Linked DNA regions of Homo sapiens: region 1 is linked to region 2. A link is an interaction called in ENCODE POLR2A ChIA-PET data of the cell type or tissue named here. Cell type or tissue: Panc1. All regions are shown on one strand. Each heading gives the region's core, and the rest is flanking DNA. Links, peaks and the distances in the headings are about the cores only. Region 1 overlaps NFE2L3 (NFE2 like bZIP transcription factor 3). Region 2 overlaps LOC105375199 (a long non-coding RNA gene).

Region 1 (8,202 bases), core at 203-8,202, 220 kb after region 2:
CAGTATCAGTGATGGCATGAATTCTTCAGCACATTATCATGTAAACTTCAGCCAGGCTATAAGTCAGGATGTGAATCTTCATGAGGCCATCTTGCTTTGTCCCAACAATACATTTAGAAGAGATCCAACAGCAAGGACTTCACAGTCACAAGAACCATTTCTGCAGTTAAATTCTCATACCACCAATCCTGAGCAAACCCTTCCTGGAACTAATTTGACAGGATTTCTTTCACCGGTTGACAATCATATGAGGAATCTAACAAGCCAAGACCTACTGTATGACCTTGACATAAATATATTTGATGAGATAAACTTAATGTCATTGGCCACAGAAGACAACTTTGATCCAATCGATGTTTCTCAGCTTTTTGATGAACCAGATTCTGATTCTGGCCTTTCTTTAGATTCAAGTCACAATAATACCTCTGTCATCAAGTCTAATTCCTCTCACTCTGTGTGTGATGAAGGTGCTATAGGTTATTGCACTGACCATGAATCTAGTTCCCATCATGACTTAGAAGGTGCTGTAGGTGGCTACTACCCAGAACCCAGTAAGCTTTGTCACTTGGATCAAAGTGATTCTGATTTCCATGGAGATCTTACATTTCAACACGTATTTCATAACCACACTTACCACTTACAGCCAACTGCACCAGAATCTACTTCTGAACCTTTTCCGTGGCCTGGGAAGTCACAGAAGATAAGGAGTAGATACCTTGAAGACACAGATAGAAACTTGAGCCGTGATGAACAGCGTGCTAAAGCTTTGCATATCCCTTTTTCTGTAGATGAAATTGTCGGCATGCCTGTTGATTCTTTCAATAGCATGTTAAGTAGATATTATCTGACAGACCTACAAGTCTCACTTATCCGTGACATCAGACGAAGAGGGAAAAATAAAGTTGCTGCGCAGAACTGTCGTAAACGCAAATTGGACATAATTTTGAATTTAGAAGATGATGTATGTAACTTGCAAGCAAAGAAGGAAACTCTTAAGAGAGAGCAAGCACAATGTAACAAAGCTATTAACATAATGAAACAGAAACTGCATGACCTTTATCATGATATTTTTAGTAGATTAAGAGATGACCAAGGTAGGCCAGTCAATCCCAACCACTATGCTCTCCAGTGTACCCATGATGGAAGTATCTTGATAGTACCCAAAGAACTGGTGGCCTCAGGCCACAAAAAGGAAACCCAAAAGGGAAAGAGAAAGTGAGAAGAAACTGAAGATGGACTCTATTATGTGAAGTAGTAATGTTCAGAAACTGATTATTTGGATCAGAAACCATTGAAACTGCTTCAAGAATTGTATCTTTAAGTACTGCTACTTGAATAACTCAGTTAACGCTGTTTTGAAGCTTACATGGACAAATGTTTAGGACTTCAAGATCACACTTGTGGGCAATCTGGGGGAGCCACAACTTTTCATGAAGTGCATTGTATACAAAATTCATAGTTATGTCCAAAGAATAGGTTAACATGAAAACCCAGTAAGACTTTCCATCTTGGCAGCCATCCTTTTTAAGAGTAAGTTGGTTACTTCAAAAAGAGCAAACACTGGGGATCAAATTATTTTAAGAGGTATTTCAGTTTTAAATGCAAAATAGCCTTATTTTCATTTAGTTTGTTAGCACTATAGTGAGCTTTTCAAACACTATTTTAATCTTTATATTTAACTTATAAATTTTGCTTTCTATGGAAATAAATTTTGTATTTGTATTAAAAATTAACTTTTCCCTTTTATACAGAATCTGAACCAAATTTACCTTACTTTCCTTCCAAAATATCCACATTCAGGAATATAGGTGAATAACAAATAAGGCAGCATAGCAAACTGCTCAGACTCAAGCCAAATTGAGGTCAACATAGTATGCCAAATCCATAGTAAGGCAAATCCACCCCCCTACCCCAATACTTAACACACAGAATACTATGTGATATAGAATGCACTGAAGACCTACGGTCACTGGTAGTTTGAGCCACAGGCCTTCCTCATGTAACCAGAGACAGAATGGGCTACTTGCAAAAACGTAACTCCTTGTGTGTATATTAAATCCATAAAATCTCTGGCAGTAAAGCCAGCCTGAAGGGATGGCCTCACCATCTTAGAATACTGAGATCTCACCAGAACACTGTAAGCCATATAAACAGTAGGGAAAGAGTCAGCAACAGTGAAACCATCTGTTTAAAATGGGCAAAAGCGATTAAGGGAAAAAAAACAGGTGAATTTGAAAATAAACCAGGGTAAGGTAAATTCTAGAAATAATAGCATTTGAAATGAAAACCTCACTTAAGTTCACTAGAACAGTAAACAGGAGATTGCTGAATTTTTTGAAGACAGCAATGACCTCACCTAGATGACTCAAGTTTGGGGAACATCAAGATTTTGACGGGTACTATAATGCTTAATATGTCCAAATTTTCAAAATGAAGTTTCTCAGATATTATTTCTGCCATAGGAGCTACAGTGTAGAGTATCACATAAGTATCTTGGGCTAGAGAAATGCAGTTTATATATACCGTTGGATTTTTATAATAAAGTTTCCCAAGACCTGTTATTTTGCCAGAAATGCTTCTAGTATGCTTCTAGATAAAATTGCCCCTTCAGTGACTCATGGTGTTCAAATGATCATTTTAGTCTGTTGCTTTTTACAAGGGAGTATTTCAAATGTCTTAAGCTTTTGATAATTATAATTTAAGAACACACATAAAACATTTCAGTAGGAAATCCTACTAAGTACACTCAAAAGAGTGCCTGCTTATCAGATAGCATTCTTTTCAAACCTCTAAAATAAAAGACAGTGGAGAGCAGAATCGGTAATCATGGTGACTCTTGTTACCCATGCTGAAGTGCAGTGGCCCCAATAAAAGATCCAGCCTCAAACTCCTGGACTGCCTCAGCCTCCCGAGCTGCTCAGATTATGGACCGCCATGCCTGGCCTGAAGTTTAAACTCTAAAAACCCTTAAATATAGCACACACAGATCTAGTAACTGCAAACTGAATATATTTAAAGATGGTAGTGTCTGTACTGAACTTTATTCCCCATACATAATGCAGCATACCATTTACCTAGCTTCTACCTTGGATTAAATATTGGGTAACCTAGACAACTCAAGTGTATGAGATGTGCTTAGACCACGTGCAAATACACGTTTCATACAAGGGGGCTAGAGCATCCACATTTTGGTATTGTGGAGGTTCCTGAAACTGATGGGCCCCTCTCCCATCAAGGGACTTTTAATCGGCGCATTAAGCAGCCAGCGTCACAAGCTCTAATTGGCTATGGGCTGGCTTCCTGACATAACCCTGCCTCCATCTTAACATGCTGGATTCAAGGTATATAAACTGCAACTGCTTTTCTGACAGTCCAGTTTTAGAGGCAGAAGGGAATTCCACATTCGGCTTCCAGTGCAAACCAACTAGATTACAAAGCCAATGCCCGAAAGCTGACCATTGCCTAGGACCCTCCACATTACCTACCTAGTTGAGCAGTCTTGATTGCATCATCTAACGTCTTAATCAGAATGAGGAAGACAAGAACAAAGACAACCCAAGTGGGTTGGACATCTCCTTTTCCAATTAAAACTATCACTTGAGCATCTTCACAAGTGTGATCAGATTTTAGGCCAATTGTACGGCAACTCCAAGCAAAAAAAGACCTAGATTTCTAGTGGTCCCCTGGTCTCAAGGTAGGCTTCGGTTCAGCAGAGCTTCAGAACCAGTATACAGGGTTTTGTGTGGTAATATTAACGTCTTTTAAACGCACTCAAGTAGCTAAATCATTCCCCATCTCAGTCTCTGAACGATTTGTTCTCTGTTAAGTCCATGCAACTCAACTGATTTGTTACCAATTCCCCTCCACTACCCCAAAACAAGCCAGTGTTAGTGCATTACTAAATAGTGGAAATGTCAAAAATTATGTAGGGCCTGTCAACATCTCAGTATATTAGTTCCAAACCTTAAAGAGAGCGAATTTATGTAACATGCAGTCCAGGTGTCCTGACAGATGTTTTCCACTTTTCAACCATCAGTGACAAACTGAGACTTGTTGCCTTACATTGTTAGCTCCCAATGCCTAACTAGTATTTATTAGGTCAAGCAATTTGGCATCTACCAAATTGGGCTACATGGAAAAGCTTACACATACAGAAATCTGGTTTCACACTAGTGAATAAACTGAGTAAGGGCACCCCCTTGAGTGTGACAGCTGGCATCTGAGAGTTCCCAATGCTCCCTGCCTGCTTGGTAATTGTACCAGGGAAAAGAACCCTCCCACCACATTCTGTGACCATAAAGGATGCAAGATAGCACGACTACTTCGTAGAGCGTGTTCATTTTACAGCTTTTCTTGCTCAAATCACTCACCGAGGGAAGATGACAACCAGGATTAACTTTAAAGCTGTTAGTATGCCACTCTGGATATTAAAAAAATTCTCCAATCCTAGTTTTCTGTGATTGGAACCTTGAGCTTTACCCAGAATCAGTTAAGTTGCTCCCAATTGCTGACCCATAGATGCTGGTTTGTTTCTCTGAACTGCTCTTAAGTATTGAGGTAAGTTGTTACACAGCAACAATATAAAGCCTTGGCCAAAAAGCAGCCTTTCTTCATTTAGGGCACTGTCTCAAAGCTACACAAGAACTACCTTAAACTTCAATTTCTACAAGAGAAACAGCTCAACACAACATATACACACAGGAAATAAGCCTATGTTGAATATCCAACATTACCCCCATGCTTCAGTAAACCCTCCTTCAATCAGTTCATTTCAGTCTATTGTGCAATTACCTAATTCTCCCCTATTTGTGTGATATTCCCTTGACCTTGGCTGGATAGGAGTTGGTATTTTGAGGTTATGCATATCAACCTGATGTATTTCAAAGTTCAACGTCTTTGTACATCCACACATTTTTAAACCTTCAAAATTTTCTTAAAGTTGGGATATTTGTACGTCTTTAATTGACGAACTCAGCTATTTCAAACAGAAAGCTGCTTTCTATGTGTTACCTGCTGTTAAATTTGACTTACCTGTTAGATACCTCACATTATCAAAACCAAAACAAATTATCATAGAAACAAATTAACCTGGTCTTTTTGGTTTTCTTAATTCAGATAAATGTCCAAATAAACACATTTAAAAAGCAACACTGATATTCATTTACTCAGTGTAAACCACAATAAAACTAATTGACATTTGACAATCTAGCACATATTGTAAACCTCAGTGCTTCTGCAAAGCCACTTAATCTGGACCACTCCAGCCGGTTAACCTTTAAAATCCATGATTTTCAAAATGCCACCAGTATTGCTAAACGTAAAAGTAAAGCCAGAAACTTTAGGAGTACTCAAACGCTGAATATACAGTGCATAATGAACAGCATTTTATTGGGGACAGCCAATAATGTCCACAATGCTCTTCTCATTTACCTGTTAATATTAAAATATGCATAGCTTTGTGAAACTGCTTTTAAAAATTTAGGGGATGGTGATCTTTTAGACAACCAAATATTTATAGAACAAGATTCACACATTTTATGTGTAAACATTACACCAAGTATTTGGATACAAAAAGTATTTATTTTATAAACTTTATATTTAAAATAGAATTGTAATCTGTCTACTCACAAAACCTAATTTAAAACATGATACATTTATCTCTCTAGCCAATTTGATGTTACTGTTTTACAAACAACACTCATTTTGTAATTGTTTTATATCAAGAACCTCAACTAAATGTTTGTTTTATCAGAAAACATTTCCCTTTTATTTTAAAGAGTGCTTTTTAAATGAAGGCACCAACAAGAACTACTTTCAGATGGTACAGAATTTCTTATTTCTTGAAGACTCTGTGGTTGACCACTTCTTCATTAGTTACCTGCAGCAAGACACCTTCCTGCCAAAGGAAAAAAAAAGTATCTGAAGAAGTTTATCATGTTTGTCCAAAAGAACCTAAACAACTTCAGTGGTGGTCTTAGGATCAAAGAAGACTCATTGGTGTATAGAGTAAGCCCTGAGTATCACATTCCTGTAAAGGCAATAAAGCCGGGCAATCAAACTGATCATATCTAAGGAATGAATTTCAACAGCCAACCTACAACTTTCTCTTCAGGGTAAGACACTGAACTAGAATTACCACATTTAACCCACCTATTTAGTACTGGATACATACCAGGCTTCATAATGCAGACAAGACACTTCACTCAAGTATGAACTACTATCTGAAAATAGATTCAACCATTTTTGCCCTACCTTCTTTCAGTCTCATCCTGATAAGCATGTACAGTTACAACCATAAATACAACAAATGTCTTTAATAAAAACCCCTAGTTCACTCAAAATGTTTGATCCAAGAAATGTGAATACACAAGGGTGTAACGATGGGAAATCTCATGATTTATTGAACTTGCAGCCTAACTTTTACCTACCATTTTACTACCAACACCACTGAAGGAACCAAGAAAAGCTTTATTAATGATCACTTGGCTTGCCTCAGCTGTTGAAATGAAGCACTTTACAGTCTTTGTGGCAGCAGAATATACTTGTCCATGGTTCATATCAATGCTAAAATTCCGGCAGGGAAAAAAATGATATGTTAAGCACCCAAATCTTCACATGGAGGGGGAGGGGGTGGGAAAAGAAGGAAAAAAAGGGAAAAACAACCAAAATAATTTAAGTAAATGACAGATTGGAAAACAGGGTTTATAAAAATTATTCTCTTGAGTTTATAAATTGTTAAACTCAATTTATAGCTATGTTAAACTACGTAAGAACCACTATACTGAAAGACCATTTAAGAGTATTAGTTTATCTTTTAGGGAGGAAAATTAAGAAAGGAAAAGTAAATAAGATCTTACCTAAAGAAGTTTAACTGAAGCTTAGAACTATTTTGCTCTACACCCTCAGCTTTCGTTGGCATCCTTATAAACTACTGTAGTTAAAGTTTTGTAGAAACAGCACAGTTTTTTAAGACTGGCTGAACTTAGTAGCCGTCAAGAGTTCTCTTGTACTAGACCTGTGTCCCTGAAGAGTACCTCGCTGGGGTTATTTCCTTTCCTTGCATTGAAGAAGCAGCATCTAAAAGATCTAAAAAGGTGTTTCTCCTTGCAGAGATATCCCTTAAGTTATCTACATAATTTAATCCTGATGAATTGCAGACAACACACTTACATCTGACCAGCATTTATCTTATACAAATATAACAACAGCTTTGCAACGGACCTTAATTATACTACCCACTCCTTAACTTATTTAAAATAAAAAGTCTATAATTACACAATTTCCTTTAGAATTATTTTATTAAATCATAAATGTACAACAGCTTCTTAACTCTACACACGCACTTAAATTTTTTTAAAGGAAAAACGTTATGTCTTATTACACCATGATCCTGGCTAATAGCTTTTCAAAACTTTGAGAAAAATCTTAAAAAAGGTTTCACATGTCACCTGAAACTTACAAATTTAACATTATCAAAGAAGGAATGCTTCTACACTCTTACAAAGACCACTAGAAAGAAACAACAATTAAAAAGCTAAGAAACTGTCTCAAAGGCATTTTTTTTTACAATCCTTCCTCCACAGTAAGGTAATGTTATTAAATAATCCAATCCATTCACAAAATGGCTCTCTGCATCTGCTCTGGTGTCTTCTGCCATATCACTGCATATTTATGCATGACTGAGATAAGAGTTTCCTTAACATTGTTATTTCGATAACCTGAAGCTGTTCTGTTACCTCTGGGCTCTCATCCTCTCCTATTTATACAGTGAAGCCTGTTTCAACAGAAGTAAAGAGTAAAAAAAAAATAGGTTATGAAATTATCCATCTAACCAGATTTTAAGGAAAGATAACATGATCCTAAAAAGCTTTTACTCCTGCAGCTATGTCTCCCAAGATAATAATAATTGTAAAACTCAAAAGCTACTTACCCATGGCAAATAGGAAGAAGCTCAGTATCGGCTCCTCCCACCATAACCCCCACTTCCTCCACTGCCTCCTGGACCATAGTTTCCTATAATTGTTGGAACAGCAAGAGAAAACAAACTTACTTTGATTTCCCATGATCAGCCTAACACTACAGTTGATTCTATTTTATATCCATCCAGTCTTTTAAACAAGCAGATCCTAATCCTTTGCAGCCAGTTAGCAGAATTACTCAGGAGATAAATTACTCGGGTTCATAGACATTTTTATTTCGTGG
Region 2 (8,465 bases), core at 136-8,135:
TCACCTGAGGTCAGGAGTTTGAGACCAGCCTGGCCAATATGGTGTAACCCCGTCTCTACTAAAAATACAAAAATTAGCTGGCCGTTGTGGCGCACACCTGTAATCCCAGCTACTCGGAGGCTGAGGCAGGAGAATTGGTTGGCCCCAGGAGGCAGAGGTTGCAGTGAGCCAAGATCACACCATTGCACTCCAGCCTGGGCGACAAGAGTAAAACTCAGTCTCAAAACAAAAACAAAAACAAAAACAAAACAAAACAAAACAAAAAAATACACTATGTCAAGTTATTAGGTAACCCATAACATCCTTTGTTTTAACATAGCCTTGCCAAGGGCCGGGCACAGTGGCTCACGCCTGTAATCCTAACACTTTGGGAGGCTGAGGCGGGCAGATCACTTGAGGTCAGGAGTTCGAGACCAGTCTGGCCAATATGGTGAGACCCTGTCTCTACTAAAAATAAAAAAATTAGCCAGGCGTGGTGGTGGGTGCGTGTAGTCCCATCTACTTGGGTAGCTGAGGAACGAGAATTGCTTGAACCTGGGAGGTGGAGGTTGCAGTGAGCTGAGTGAGATCATGCCACTGCACTCCAGACTCGAGATACAGTGAGACTCTGTCTCCAAAATATATATACATGTACTTCTCTAAATTAAATATTGAAATAAATTTTAAAATGCCCGGTTCATGTAGTTATAATAATAATACTAATAACAACAACTACTGCTACTACTACTACTAACATGTGTTGAACATGAACTAAGTTCCAGAAACCATGCTAAGCTACAAAACGGTGGACACACTCCCCTTGCACACCCTGTGGTAATTCAGTCCACACTCAGAAACTGCTGTTGGTTCAATGTTATTTATATTTATTTATTCTGCACCTTCTCCCAAAGACTTGAGGTGATCTGCAAGAATACATACATCAAAATAAGGTTTTTTTGTGTGTACAGGTCGAGTATCCCTAGTCTGAAAATCTGACATTTTTTGAATGCTGACACAATGCCACAAGTGGAAAATTCCACACCTAACCTCATGTGATGGGTCACAGTCAAAATGCAGTCAAATCTTTGTTTTATGCATGAAATTATTTAAAATACTATATAAAATTACCTTCAGGCTATGTGCATACGTGTATATTAAACATAAATAAATATCATGTTTAGGCTCGGGTCATATTCCTAACATATCTCATTATGTATATGCAAATATTCCAAAATTCAAAACAATAAAAAATAAAAACCCTAAAATCCGAAACACTTCTGGCCCCAAGCACTTCAAATAAGGGATGCTCAACCCACATAAGTGTCCTGGGACTGCTGTAACAAAGTGCCAGAGGCTGGGTGGCTTAACAACAGAAATGAATTATCTCCTAGCTCTGGAGGCCAAAGTCCACGATCAAGGCTATGGAAGGGCTGGTTCCTTCTGGATGAGCTAAGGAAGGATCTGTTCCCAACCTCTTTCCTTGCTTTTGGCTTGTGATAGCATAATTCCAGTCTTCACATGGCATTCTCCCTGTGCACATGTCCGTGTCCAGATTTCTTCTTTTTATAAGGATACCAATCACATTGGATTAGGGGGTCCACCCACCTCCAGTGTGGCCTTATCTTAACTGATTATATCTGCCACATCCCTCTTTCCAAATAAGGTCACATTCTGAGGCACTAGGGGGTGGGACTTCAGCATATGAATTTTGAAGGGATACAATTCAACCCACAACAAAAAGTAAAAATCTCAGCAAACTGAACACATACGTTCATCTAGTCACTCTCCTAAGACCTCACTAAGACTACAATAAAAAGTTACTACTCCACATGCAGAAAGAGGCTCCAGGGAAGACAGTAGTAAACAGGAGACGGTGGATGGGTAGCCAAGAGAGGAGCGGTAACTGACCTGGCAGAAAAGAACAAAGTTACAACCCAGGCCCAATAAAATGTAAGCCAACTGACTCCTCAGAGCCCTGGAGACCCTGCACTGGGAGACGCCAGATGCTAGGGGAGGCAGATGTCAGGCAGGAAGCCGGACACAGACATGGGTTTCACAGGCTTTATTCAGAAGCATTGGACCTCCTCCCCACCACATACAGCCAGAGGACAGGGTTTCCCAAACAGCCTCCTAAAAGACTCAGGAGATTTATTTTTGGATGGGTTGAAAGGAGAGACTCAACCTAGAAGACACCAGCCTTATAAGAGCACTGGAGTAGGGGGTAGGCATGAAGCTAAAGCCAGGAATATGAAATGAAAGCCCACAGAGCCATGAGCTGTGGGCCCCTTCTCCTATCTAGGTCTCAGAACATCAGCAACAGGGAATATCAGTACAGACAGGAGGACTGGAAGACCTGCACTGCAGACCCAAACAGTCCAGAGGTATATCCTGTGATGCGCATATTTAAGGTTCTCCCAACAAAAAGCTGGCACCCACCTGGTTATCCTCTTCCTACCAATCAACAATTCTTGCCCTTGTTTACAGAACGTCAAGTGAGCTTTTAGCATCTTATTCTTAAATATGAAAGAACAACTAGACACTTGGTGAAAGCCTGTGACCTGAAGACACAGACTGAGCAAACAAGGGGACCAGGAGGAAAGAGAAAATGAAAGGAATCAAAGAACATTTTAAAAAATATTTTTAACTAGTATTCTCAGAAAGATAAGGAAGAACAGAATTCAATAAAAAGAGAACAACTGGAGAACATGAAAGGACTCTTGACAATTACAAATATGATAAAAATTGAAACTCATTCAGAATATTAGAAGATAAAGGCAATAAAATCTTTTAGAAAGTAATACAAAATGTTTAAGAGTCAGAAAATAGGAAAGAAGAGATAAGAACATTTAAAAATCAACCTGGGAAGTCCAATATCTGAATAATAGGAGTTGCAAAATAGAGATAGGAGAAACAGAGGGAAGAAAATTATCAACTAATAATAATCAATAATAAGAGAAAATTTTCCAGAATGGAAGGAAACATGCCTCCAGATGGTAAAGGTCCACTGAGTACCTAACATGACAAATGGAAGACCTAAATGCTCCCAGAAAGATAACACAAGCCACATAGAAAGTACTGGGAAAGAGAATGACATGACAGGTAAGATAGCACAGTGGTTAAGAACATGGATTCTGGAGCCAACTACCTGGGCTTGTAACTCAAATACTAGTTGTGTGATTTTGGGTAAGTTACTGAACCTCTCTTGCTTCAGTTTCTTCATTTCTAAAACAGAAATAATAAGACTACCTCCCACTTATCTGGCATAATGGATATAAAACACATAAAATAGAGCCTGGCCCATAGCTCATGTTATAAAAATGCTGACTTTTTTCCTCAGACTTCTCAACAGTAACATTGGAAGCTAGAACCCATGGAGTAATAGCTTCACATTTATTTAGAGGAAATATTTTCAAATCTAGTATTGTATAACAACTAAGCTACAAATCAAATGTGAGGGTAGAATAAAGACATTTTCAAACATACAAGGTATTTAGAGCTTGATTTCCCTTATATTCCTTCTCAGGAAGATACTGCTGGTTTAAATAAAACCAGGCAAGTTGAAGACATAGAATGCAGACAAGAGAGGACTCAAAAAGAGACGAATTCATTAGATGATAGTAAAGGGAGGTCCCAGGATAACAACTATGCTTCAAGTATGCAGTCTCAAAAATGGAGGACCGAGGGCTCCAGAAGACAGACCTCCAGGGGAAAAAATTGGGTAGATATATGTGAATATATAAAAAATATTACTGGCCAGGTATCGTGGTTCATGATTGTAATCCCAGCACTTTGGGAGGCCAAGATGGGAAGATCGTTTGCACCCAGGAGTTTGAGATCGACCTAGGCAATATAACGAGACCCCCATCTCTACAAAAAAAAAAAAAAAAAAAAAAACTTAAAAATTAGCTGGGTGTGGTGGCATGCACCTGTAGTCCCAGATACTTAGGAGGCTAAGGTGGGAGGACTACTGGAGCCCAGGAGATGGAGGCTACTGCAAGCCATCATCATGCCACTGCACTCCAGCCTGGGTGACAGAGTGAGACCCTGTCTCAAAAAATTTGCAAAAAATATTATTGATAGGCAAGTGACAGAGATATAGAGCACTCAAGGAAAATTGTAATGACACAGCAAATTAGACTGATTAAAAAATTAAGCAGGTTTTAACTCCAGGAAAAACAAAGGGTGGACAAGAACATGGTTTATTCATTGTTTGCTCAGAAGCAAATAATATTCGTGTAGTCAAAATCATGTAAATGCTAACTTTTGAGTTGCTTGATTTAACTAAAAACTGTGATATAACTGAGTTAGGGAAATGGGGAGTGGGGAAATGGTAAAAAGGCAGTGGAGAGAGCTCAGTCCTCATTTACCAAAATGGGAAGTCAATAGTTAATATCTAAAACTGAAATTTAAAAAATAGCAAGATGGGCCAGGCGCGGTGGCTCACACCTGTAATCCCAGCACTTTGGGAGGCTGAGGCTGGTGGATCACGAGGTCAGGAGATTAAGACCGTCCTGGCTAACACAGTGAAACCCCGTCTCTACTAAAAGTACAAAAAATTAGCCGGGCGTGGTGGCGGGCACCTGTAGTCCCAGCTACTCTGGAGGCTGAGACAGGAGAATGGCATAAACCCAGGAGGTGAAGCTTGCAGTGAGCCCAGATCACGCCACTGCACTCCAGCCTGGGCAACAGTGCAAGACTCCATCTCAAAAACAACAACAACAACAAAAAAAGCAAGATAAGCATATAATTTCAAGACATGGACATGAACACCTGGGGATGCAGCCAAAGAGTTACAGTGGGACTGTTGGGGTTGGGGAAGGCTGGGGCAGGAAACTCCTAGTTTTGCATTATAAATATTTCCTTGTAGTACTATTTGACTTTTTAAACCACATAGATGTGTTATTTGGATAAAAATTAACTTTTAACTTAAAAAAGAAAGAATAGTGGGAGGTAATTCAAAATATTAGTAGTGGGTATATGTGGATAGTGTGATTACCAGTGATGTGAATTCACTCCATATTCTTTTTTTGTCTTGTCCACTGTTTAAAAAGTAATATGTGTTAACCTTACAATTCAAAAAGTACATTTTATTTTTTAAATACAATCAGGATGAAGAGAAAAAAAGAAAGGTTATATAGTTTGACACAGGTTAAAAAGTGATTTTCAAAAAAGGCAAAATTATGATTCACACAAAAATATAAAATGAACACACATCAAAGATAAATTAAGTGAGAGAATCAATGAGATATTACAGCTTATTCAAAGAAGTCAAAGAACTACAAATTTGCATACAGTAAAGAAATGTTGAAATGAATTCACAAAAACTAGTTTATCCATAAAGCAATAATTAGTTGCATTCTGCAGACAAAGTATGTATGTTTCGATGGACAACAATTACTTGCGTTGCTATCAGTTCTCTGTAACTTTTCCAGGGAGTTGTAAAATCAACAGGGTTGCACACTCCTATAGGATCAGATAATTCCCCAGAGGCTCCCTTGAAAGGATACCCAGTAAAGATTTTTGTCCATTTGAATGTCTTAAATTTCTCCTTATGTATAGTTAAGGGCTAATGAGTTAATGCAATCTTGTGTCTTAAAGTCCTGCTGGTTATTCAGTAGTGGGAAGCAAGTTTAGTTTGAATTCCTAGAAGCAAAAGCAAAAAGGGAAACTAGTTATAAATTTATTGGAGTGCCCAGTGGGGTTTAAAATACTTTGAAGCTGAAAAAGTTTCATTTCATTTTAAATTGCTTGTAATTTTTTTCTCTAGAGGTAAAAAGAGATCAATGCACCTTTATAGCCAGCTTCCTTTATTTGGGGGAAAATTACCAAAATGATCCCTCTATTTATAGAGCAATAGCCACCCGTTGCTCTTAGAAAACCCTATGAGGATGCCATTAACTCAAGTGCAGTTAGGTTAAGCGATGTGTTTAGTACAGGAAATTGGGTTTATTTTAAGTAATATCATGTTCTTGGAGAGTTGTTTTCTTTTTAATTCTTCTTAATTATTTTCTATAGGGATTTAGACTAGAACATCTCTGAAAATTAGTTTTTGGGGGGAGATATGTGTCTTTTTGAACAAGTATTTGCTCCTAAGAGAGAGAAGACTGGATTTCCCAAAAAGCCTATGAAAATCTGAGCTCTCTTATGCTAGACTGTGAAAGGGGGCTAAATTTGTCTGAACTGAATTATAGGAGCCACGTACACAGTGTTTTTAAAAATAATCCAATTTGGGGAAATATACTAGCAATTATTGAAATTCCCTTCTTCAAGCTGGCAAAGCCAGACCAAACACTACAGGTGTGGATTTCCTTGTTCCTATTGTTAATCATTCTGGTACAGTCTGTGAGCAGAAGGGACAGAAAAGATCAAATTTCGCCTTCCCAGAGCAAAACTCAGGAATTGTGTATTTTTCATATGTAAAGGAAAAATGTGAACTTGAATGTCTATTAATGAAGGATTGGGGGAAAAACAACAATTATAGCACAGTATATCCAAGCAATGAAATACCATGTAGACATTAAAAAGAATATAGAGGCCTGGCACAGTGGCTCACGCCTGTAATCCTAGCACTTTGGGAGGCCAAGGCAGGAGGATCACCTGAGGTCAGGAGTTCAAGACCAGCAGGGCCAACATGGTGAATCCCCGTCTCTATTAAAAATACAAAAATTAGCCGAGTGTGAGGCCAGGTGCCTGTAATCCCAGCTACTCGGGAGCCTGAGACAGGAGAATTGCTTGAACCCAGGAGGCAGATGTTGCAGTGAGCCTAGATCATACCACTGCACTCCAGCCTGGGCGACAGAGGGAGACTCCATCAAAAAAAAAAACAAAAAAACAAAAACAACAACAACAAAAACAAATATAAAAGGTATATATGAACTGATTTGGAAAGTCACATATGGTTAAGTGTAGGAAAATTTGTTACACAACACTAGATGAGAGTATAACCCATTTTTATGTTCATTTGTTCATTCATTCAACAAGTATTTCTTAAGCATTTCAATGGGTTAGAAATACAACAGCAAACCAACCAAAGTTCCTATTCTCATGGAGTGTACTTTGTAGTGGAGAGAAACAAACAAGAAACAAATACATATATGACGTTAGTAAAGAAAAATGGGGCAGGCCACTGAGATAGATATTTTCGAGGGTGCTGGTGTAGATCAAGTAGTCAGAGGCCTTTCTGACTACTCGATAAAATGACATTTGCCTTGAGACTACCTGAATACATATGTGCATTTATGTTATGTATATAATTATTTCTGTTAGGATTGTGTTTGGCACTATGTAACAGAGAACAACTGCAGTGGCTTAAACACCTCAGGTTATTTTTCTCACATTGAAAAAGAAGGCGGGGGAGAGCTGGTGCAGCTGCTCAAGGAACAATTACCCTCTATTTTCCCAGACTACTATCCTCCATGTCTGGTCACAAGATGGCAGCTGCCATTCCAGGATTCACACCCACACTTCAGGCAGGGCAAAAGGGGAAGGGCAAAGCACAAAAAGGCACAGACCAGCTACCCCCTGCCCCTTTTTTAATGAGGAAAATGATAGCATTTTCAGAAGGCCTTCCCCCAATAGACTTCTGCTTACCTTTCATTGGCCAACACTGTGTCACATGATGGCTCCTAGCTGCAAGAGAGCCTGCACACTTTAATTTCTCTGTTGAGCACATGCTGCCTTGAATGCAAGCTTGAGTGTGGGCAGGTATTTGGCAGTGTCTGTCTCATGAGTGCATTGAAGGCTAAAAGAAGGTACTCCAAATAGTTAACAGGGCTTGTCTCTGGGGATAGCATTTCAAGTGATCCCTAACCTTTTCCTTTATGATTGCTATCATTTGCAGCTGTATCATTCTGTCTGATAACAAATCTGGAATCTCTGGTCCCATCTCAGACCTACTGAATCAGAAACTGTGGGACTAGTAATCTGCAGATTTACTAGTTCAACAGGTGATTCTGAAGCTTGGGGAGGAGAGGGCTGAGAACCAGTGCGCAATACCATTTAAACAGAAAAAGAAGATATTTGCGTTTTGAGAGGAAAAATTATGACAAGTCAAGGATCTCATTTAAGTGAACAAGTGTTTTTCACAGTAGAACTACAAATACAGCCTAATTAATCAATGTGTCAAGCGTTTCTTCTTTCTTTTGAATCATTAGCATTTATTCAGGCCCTTAGCAGTAATGGTTTGTCAAAGCTGACATTCAGAAAAAGTATAAAAAAGAAAAAAAAATCAGCCTTGTGTTTTGATTAATTGCCATACATCTTTCTTATGTTTCATCTCCCAAATTTACAAAGATTTGATTTGGTTTATGGTAAACTTTTTTTTTTTTTTTTAGACAGAGTCTTGCTCTGTCACCCAGGCTGGAGTGCAATGGCCCTATCTCTGCTCACTGCAAGCTCTGCCTCCTGGGTTCACGCCATTCTCCTGCCTCAGCCTCCCAAGTAGCTCGAACTACAGGTGCCTGCCACCGCGCCTGGCTAATTTTTTT

The links. ChIA-PET counts read pairs that join two places held together with the same protein. Peaks named below come from ENCODE experiments on the same cell type or tissue, not always from the same donor. Only the 100,000 strongest peaks of a DNase experiment are listed, where the experiment ranks them.
Region 1: POLR2A ChIA-PET joins it to region 2 with 12 read pairs; 2 of 35 experiments call an interaction of 5 or more read pairs at or near these places.

Annotation. Positions count from the first base shown.
Region 1 is chr7:26,184,565-26,192,766 of GRCh38, forward strand. NFE2L3 (NFE2 like bZIP transcription factor 3) reads left to right here. Exons shown (of 4, transcript NM_004289.7): 4 at 1-2,573. The coding sequence ends at 1,219. HNRNPA2B1 (heterogeneous nuclear ribonucleoprotein A2/B1) reads right to left here. Exons shown (of 11, transcript NM_002137.4): 10 at 7,931-8,013; 11 at 5,363-7,774. The coding sequence ends at 7,952. Among named protein-coding and RNA genes, the nearest start is that of HNRNPA2B1, 12 kb to the right of the region's middle. RefSeq lists enhancers at 1,007-1,056, 1,077-1,306, 3,707-4,231. In Panc1, for the core only: no CTCF peak of the experiment used is centred there; no DNase peak of the experiment used is centred there; H3K27ac peaks cover 3,303 bases.
Region 2 is chr7:25,969,204-25,977,668 of GRCh38, forward strand. The region is part of intron 6 of LOC105375199 (a long non-coding RNA gene); the gene reads right to left. Among named protein-coding and RNA genes, the nearest start is that of MIR148A, 23 kb to the left of the region's middle. In Panc1, for the core only: no CTCF peak of the experiment used is centred there; no DNase peak of the experiment used is centred there; H3K27me3 peaks cover 195 bases.